Linked DNA regions of Homo sapiens: regions 2 and 3 are each linked to region 1. A link is an interaction called in ENCODE POLR2A ChIA-PET data of the cell type or tissue named here. Cell type or tissue: PC-9. All regions are shown on one strand.

Region 1 (2,500 bases):
CTCAGCTCTTGCAAAGTGGTTTAAAGGGGAAAAGAGATCAAGAGAAGCAAAGAGGCATTTTAATGAGGTAAGCGGAGAAGCCGCCAGCAATCACCTCTGGTCCCACAGCAATGCCCTTTCCCTTCTTCCATTTTTTTTTCAAAGCAGATGCCTCTAGATGGAATTGTTAAGGTCACAGTTCTTGCTGGATAAAAATCACAAATCGTGCTGACTTCAGCTCACCATTAAAATTCCCCACAATGCCAGTTTCAAAACAAAGTGCTCTCCGAAAGATGAAACCTTATGTGTTCCTCCCTTAACGTTCCCCTCTTAACCGCGCATCATATGAAGCCTGTCAGCTTCCCTGGACTCACTGTGCTTTATCACTAATCCTTCACTTTTCCCTTTCTGCCTCAAAGGAGGATGCTCCCCGCTTCTCTTACTGAACCAAACATGGATTTGCTTATGCTGTGCAGTAAAGCTAAACATCCACCCTGAGGTTTTGCAGCAAAAGAAAGGAGGATGTTTATTTGCAGGGCCCCAAACAAGGAGAATCTGGCAGTTTACACTTCAGACCTGACCTACTTGATGGCTTACAAGCAAGGCTTTTTGTTGTTGTTGTTTTGTTGTTGTTTGTTTGTTTGTTTGTTTTGAGACAGGGTCTCACTCTGTCATCCACGTTCAGCGTGTGCAGTAGTGTGATCTCAGCTCACTGCAACCTCCACCTCCCAGGCTCAAGCGATTCTCCTGCCTCAGCCTCCAGAGTAGCTGGGATTACAGGCATGCACCACTATCGCCCGACTAATTTTGTATTTTTAGTAGAAATGGAAACCGGTTTCACCATGTTGTTCAGGCTGGTCTTGAACTCCTGGGCTTAAGCGACCCTCCCACCTTGGCCTCCCGAAGTGCTGGGATTACAGGTATGAGCCACCGTGCCCAGCCTCAAGCAAGGTTTTTTCAAAGGCTGAGATAAATTTCAGGAAATCAGAAATCACAAGCAAAATGGTAAATCAATACATGGAGGTTATATATTGGTTTGGCCTAAAAAGGTGGTATATCTCGAATTGGGGCTTTACAGGTCACAGGTGGATTCAAAGACTCTCTGGTTTGCAATTCACTAAGGAAGCAAAGCTTTGTCTAAACATTTGGGGTTGGAAGAAAAGAATGTTAAGATCTAGCATGTGGGCATGACTTTCTCCAGGGCCCTCAGGAAGAAATTTAGAACAAAGAATGATAGAGTTCAGTCCTCAGTTCTCCCGTTTGAGGTCTACATGCCAGCAGACAGTATTTTCCATTTGGTGGGGTGCGGGGGAAGGTAGGGGCGGGTCCAGGTTTCTGAAAAACAACTCAGGGACGAGGTATGTTAAGATGTTATCTTTAGTTTCTCTAGAGAACCAAACATCCTGTGACTCTAACTTTCTTGGCTATTGTTTTAAGCTATTAGATTACTCATTTATTTCTCAAGGCTAGCTAGGTGCCTGGAATTTCCCTTGAAGAAACTCAAGATTTTCCTTTATTCCCATGCTTGGGTTGGGGGTGGGAAGGCAGGATCCTAAAAGGGGTCCCTGCTCTGTCTCACTTCCATTTCAGGATTTTCTTCTTTACTTGTTCTCTGAACCCCTTCCCAACTGATCTTCCTCCTGCCTCAGATCCACATTTCACATTGCCACCCAAGGATCTTCAATAACCACTTATATGAATATTGCTCTCTTACTCGGATACCTTCACTGGCTCCTCAAACTCACATTATTGAGCATGGTACTCAAGGCCCTCCCCAAGGACAAAGACCAGCTTACCCTCTTCACCCTTATTTCTACGTGCCCTAGCATTAAACTGACGTCAAAGCATATAGGATATAACTAACTACCTGCAATTTTAATGCAATGGAGCTGTTGGCTTGTAGCTATGACAGGAAAAGACATTTGACCACAGGGTATGCAGGGTATCTGGTGCAAAGGCATTCTGGCAGAGCAAACCCAACACATCAGTTTTACTGTTTCCCATGACTTGCGAATCCACCCTGGAGAGGATTTGAATCAGTTGACTTCTTCCTCTAAAACCTTCCTAGCTGCATGGCTGTTTGTGTGTGTGTGACTGCATTATTGAGTACACAAGCCTTTTGAATCAGGGATCTCAGATTTTAGAACTGTCAATTATTTCACATCATCCTAAACCTCTCTTCCCTTCCATTAGCGTGGATAATTGGAAGCTGATGAGGGTTAGCATTACACAAGGAGATAAATTCATTCAACAAACATTCAGCAAACACTCATTAAGTACCTAATGTATGCCACCTTGAGATACAGTGTAGAAGAGGACACAACCATGTAAGCATCATTACTTCAGAAGAAGAAATGCTATAATAAAGGTATGTTCAATATTAGGTGTACTGAGGGAACATAGAGACAGTGCTTCTCTAACAATCTAAAGAGGACAGGGAAGGCTTTGGGGAGAAGGTGACAAGACGTGGAGGATGTGAATCTGAGGCAAGGATAGAAGGAGAAGTAAATTTGCCAGACTT
Region 2 (2,500 bases), 200 kb before region 1:
GTTGGTTTTCAGGGGAAAATAAATTAAGATTTAAAAGCGATTTGCCTGTCAGTGGGACCAGGGCTGAGAAAGGAAAGAGCAAGGATTGTTGTCACTAGTTGTAAACCTTTTGTACTAGGTGACTTTTTAAGCCCTCCTCATGTATTATATTAATAAATGTAAAAACTAGTTTATTTAAAAAAAAAAAAAAAGGAAATGGCTCAGTTATAACACAGCAGTCTCCCAGGGAATACATTCTACCAACCAGTCAGCATGTTGATGTCTGGAGCCATTAAGTCTCTAACAAGCTAAAGTTAAAAGTATTTACCTAATTACCCAAAGTAGAAGTTCGGACCGGTATGTCTACAGGTTACTTTAGAATCACCTGGGGACTGTCAAAGAAAACCAGAGCTAGAGAGCAGTTAAAGTGGTAAAAACAGGTTTTAATCGGGACTATTGCAATGGAGGAAAAGAGATCTCAGTAAAGAACTGGACTCAATTCCAAATACACCATGGGAAGTGAGTGATAATTTACACTCAAAGAGCAGGATGGTGACTGGTGGATGGAAAATTTCTAAGAGGAAACATCAAGGTTGGGGTAAGGAGGGTTCTGGCTGAAAGGAAACAGGATTATTTCTGAAGACAGGCCAGGGTGGTCAGGCACCCCCTGGGGGATGATGGCAAATGAAAAAACCAATTAGAGATCAAGGAATCGGGTATTAAAATGGCGGGGGGGGGGGTGGGGGCTCGGTTCTTGCTAAATTGACTTAGCAGGATTCTTTGTAAAACTGGATTTTACAAGGAAGTGCCCAGATGGGCCTAGAAGGTTCAGGAGCCTGACTAAAGTTTGGCCAGAAAAATCTTTGTCAGGAACTTTGCAAAAAATCCAGATTCCTAGGTCCCACCCTTAATAAGCCAGACTCAACAGGATTTGGTGGGGTCTAAGGATCTGCCCTTAGTTCCCCCAGATGATTCATGGAGGTTTGGGAATCACTGGACTAGAGTGGAAATCAGGAGTGTGTGTTAGGAGGAGCAAGGGAATCAGTTTACATGTATTTTATGTGTGTGTAACTATTTCTGTATATTTAAGTCTCTCTCCCTCCCTCCTTCATTCTCTTTTATTTTCAGTTAACCCATAAATCCCTCTGGACTGCTGACGGCATTGCCAGAAATTAAGTAGCCATCCGAGCTGTCTCTCCCACTCCTGGGGCTCCCTCTGCTGGCAGAAGCATGTTAAAATTCTTAGCATCCTAAATCTAGAAATTCTCGTTCAGTTCCCTATTAGGTCAGTTTTTTGAGACTGTTGCCAAACCCTCAAATTTCATGAATCCTCCCATCAGATATAAAATACAAAGTGAAGCCTGGGAAAACTTTCTTGCCTTAAATTTGTGAATATATAAAGATTAGGAGGGAGCAGGACAAGGCAGAAATGAAAATGAAAGGTATATGCTGTGGTCAATACTGAGGAAGAGGAGACATTTGAGAATTTAAGTTCCCACCTTCTTCTTCCTGGCCCTCCCCCAGGAGATATGAATAGATGGGGAAGCTGCATGTAGCTGCTTTCCAAAAAATGCAAAGAAGGAAACAAGTTAGACTAAAAAGCTCACTGAATTTGGAAGCAGAAGGCAAGGATTCAATATCCACCCGTCCTCTACTTCCTCGATTCTCAAAAGAAGTGGTCTCCTTTTCCAGAGCCATGTGCCATATCATCTGGAGTATGACTCCATAAATCATATCCTTCCAGTGATCTTGTTTTTAGATTCTACTGGATCTTTCCCACAAACAGAAAGGATGCTCAGCCCAGCACACTGTCTGGCACAAATGCTCAATGCATTTGAGCATTTGAATGAAAGTTTAACTCATTTCTATCCCCCAAATCAAAACCCTCTTTCAGATCTCCATGCTTCTCAAGTGCCTCAAAATTGTGGACCAGTAAACATTGCATTCCCTCAGGTACTTCACTCTTCAACTCACAGCATTTCCACTTTAGCTCCTCTGGAACTCTCAGGCAAAGATCTCCAATGATTCCTTTATGCCAGACCCCCTGTATTCTTGGCACTTCTCACCTTCCTTGACCTCTCCCATCTCACTGAGACCTGTTCCCTTGGGTTCTGTGCTCTCTGTCCTCCTGCTCCCAGCTCACCGTTGTTCTCCTTTGCTGGCCCTCCCCTTCCGCCCAACCCTCAAACATGAGTGTAAGATTTCCCTCTTAGCCTTCACTCTGTCCCTGGTGGCTTCATCTACTCCTATGGTTGCAACATTAACTTCCATGATTTAATTCTCCCAATTCTATATCTTTAACCTGGACCTTTCTTCTGAGTTCCAAATACCTACCAGACATCTGTATCTGGATGTATAAGAATCAGTTCATCCATTACACACTCAAAAAATGCTTACTGAGCACCTACCCTGTGCCAAGCACCGTACTAACTCTGGAGATGCAGGGGCAAGCAAGGTGGAAATGGTCTCTGCCTTCCCAGAACTATCTAATGGGAAAGGCAGACAGTGAATGGCTAGGAGT
Region 3 (2,500 bases), 250 kb before region 1:
AGAGGACAAAAAGGGAGTCTCTATGCCTTTAGTATCTATCTTCATTGCTGGAACCCATGGCCTCTGCAAAGGGTAGGCATGTAGTAGTGAGGGAAAGAGAAATGAAACAAGACAGAGAGGTGGAAGATGGGGGAGAGATGCTGATTGTCAGCAGTCGGCTCATTGCCAAAGAATGTTAGGGAAAAGGAGGGACCCTAAAGACCATCTCATCTAATACTCACTTACAGAAAAGGACAGCGAGGCTTACACAGGGGTAATCTCTTGCCCAAGGTCACACCTCAAGTCAGTGGCAGACCTGAAACTACACACTACATGAAAGATACTCCCTGCTATCCTCTATTCTTTCCAAAAGGCTAGATAAATTTATTCCCCCTTAGAAAAAAAAGAAGAAACAGCCAGTGCTTCTCAGCTTTCACAGCAGAAAAATAGCTGAGATTTATCCATCCCCAGGGTTGCAAAAGTCTAGACTCTGTTTTATAAGCACCCTGTTTTGCTCTCAAGGGGCTACTTAGGAGCAGAGAAGACAGCTGGCTTCCTGGGGCATCAGAGAGGCAGAGGGCAGGCCAGTGTTAAGCCAAAAGCCCCAGGCCTGGAGGAGGAGAAACTTTTCAGACAGGACTGGGATCAAGGGTACATCCCAACATAGGGGTCTCTGACCTCTCCTTGCCTCCCCTCCCAAAATGCAAGTCAGCCTGAGAAAGGAAATCGGCAGAGGTCTCCCTGAAATTTTTAGATATGGGCTCATAATTTGGAGGTTATGGGTGGAGGGAACAGCCAAAATCACTCTGTTGCCTAAAAAAAAAAATTTTTTTAATTTTTATTTTTTTAAAAATTCAATACTCAATACTGCCAGGTCCCCTGATGCTCATGGAGTAATCTAGACCCACAGGGAGTCCTGGCTAGGGCTGGCCATCTTACCCAACCCTGTCAAATGAGCTTCCCCACATCCAAGTGGGTGAGATGCAAAAACCACAGCCATCTCTGCTCAGCAACTCCAGTCATTTCCCTATACCATCTGTGCTAAAATAGCCAAGAGAACACAGGGACTAGAAGGGCAGTGAGGCCCAGAGGCCATATCAGATACCACCTTCCACAGCCCAGAAGACAAGGGCAGCCTGGAAAGGGGACAGATAACCCCGGTCTCTTTCCCCAAAAGGCTACAGCAACTCGGGACAAATCACTCCCTTATCCATTCCCTTGTTCAAGCAAAATGGCTAAATGAGGCAGCTGGTAGACAAGAAAACACTGAGTGATTTCAACTTTGGTAAAGAAAGATTCCCCCCTGTTGAGGGCAAACAAAAAGAAAACCAAAGTTCCTATAAAAAAAGACCCAGAGACAAATTAGAAGAAAAGTTTGTAAAAGCCATGACTAACAGGCAATGTTAGTCATAGCTCAAAGCATCGTGTTTCTGGATTTGATCCAACTTACATCTGAGCCTCTGACCCTGCTGGATAAGCTCAAGTCACTTCCTCATCTATCTCACTGACCATGGCACAGCTCAGTTCCTGCCATGGCAAGAACACAGTTCGGCCCACACATCCCAGCACCAAATAACACATGAGGCTCCATACACATAAACGGCCAGTGTTTGGCCTATTTGCCTATTCCCAAGACTTGAAAGACTATCCTGCCCATGCCCAAGGACTGAGAAAAGACTCCGTGTCATCTCAGAGAGATAAGAGAGAAATGAGCTATTTAGTTAATTCTGAGTACATTTCCTCTTGCCCAACCAACAGGTAAATTCCTTAGAGGCAAGGATCTGGCCTTATACTTTTACTGCACTCCCCAGTCCGTGTAGTACACAGGGCTTGGCCTACACCAAGTACATTCTAAGTATTCAGTGGACAAATGGCAGCTCACACACCCCTCCCATCCCGCCTTCCTCCAGTCCTGGGAAGTAGGGCCTACCTCGCCATACTGGGTGCAGTAGGTCTCAGGCTTGGTCAGTCCACAGGTAGATGAAGCTCGGAGAAACCGGGTCCTCCCAACAAGCAGGTCCCCAACAGGTGGATAGCAGGCCCCACGGGAGCAGGCTTGTTGGGCATGCAGGAGGCCAGGCAGGGCTGAAATCACAGGGATGTGTGATGGAGCAGTCCAGAAAAAAAGGGACCTCACTGGCCACCCCAGTATCTTTCAGGGAAGCTGACATTAGCAAGATTATATCCTTTCCCTCACTCAAGCTTCCACTCGCTGCTGGCAGTAATAATTGCAGTATTGATACTGTTATATTTTGAAAGTTGATTTCATATTCCAGAACTCAAAACTTGAAAAGGAGAAGAGGAGAAACACTGGCAACCAAAAACCATAGATGACCCTAAAATATGGCTTTTAGAACCAGACTGGAGACATAGACTCGGCCATCATGACAAGGTCCGCAGCTCTTTCCACCTGCATTGTGGCCTCTGTCAGCAGCCCAGAGGAGGGCTGACTGCTGAGCCATTGGCAGAACATTAAGAAAGGCCTGCATTTATTCTGCTCCTTTATCTTCAAAGCTGCCCC

Evidence for each region. ChIA-PET counts read pairs that join two places held together with the same protein. Peaks named below come from ENCODE experiments on the same cell type or tissue, not always from the same donor. Only the 100,000 strongest peaks of a DNase experiment are listed, where the experiment ranks them.
Region 2: POLR2A ChIA-PET joins it to region 1 with 9 read pairs; 1 of 35 experiments calls an interaction of 5 or more read pairs at or near these places.
Region 3: POLR2A ChIA-PET joins it to region 1 with 5 read pairs; 2 of 35 experiments call an interaction of 5 or more read pairs at or near these places.

What each region holds. Positions count from the first base shown.
Region 1 is chr1:209,894,566-209,897,065 of GRCh38, forward strand. No RefSeq gene overlaps it. Among named protein-coding and RNA genes, the nearest start is that of SYT14, 42 kb to the right of the region's middle. RefSeq lists an enhancer at 830-2,029. In PC-9, no CTCF peak of the experiment used is centred here; DNase peaks (open chromatin) are centred at 1,316 and 1,946; H3K4me3 peaks cover 358 bases; H3K27ac peaks cover 2,500 bases.
Region 2 is chr1:209,691,900-209,694,399 of GRCh38, forward strand. All of the region lies in intron 1 of HSD11B1-AS1 (HSD11B1 antisense RNA 1), which reads right to left. It also overlaps a transcript of HSD11B1 not described here. Among named protein-coding and RNA genes, the nearest start is that of HSD11B1, 12 kb to the right of the region's middle. In PC-9, CTCF peaks have their summits at 1,182 (motif pointing left) and 1,384; a DNase peak (open chromatin) is centred at 1,182.
Region 3 is chr1:209,648,055-209,650,554 of GRCh38, forward strand. LAMB3 (laminin subunit beta 3) reads right to left here. Exons shown (of 23, transcript NM_000228.3): 3 at 1,910-2,064. Among named protein-coding and RNA genes, the nearest start is that of LAMB3, 3.1 kb to the right of the region's middle. In PC-9, no CTCF peak of the experiment used is centred here; DNase peaks (open chromatin) are centred at 1,417 and 1,757; H3K4me3 peaks cover 2,136 bases; H3K27ac peaks cover 2,374 bases.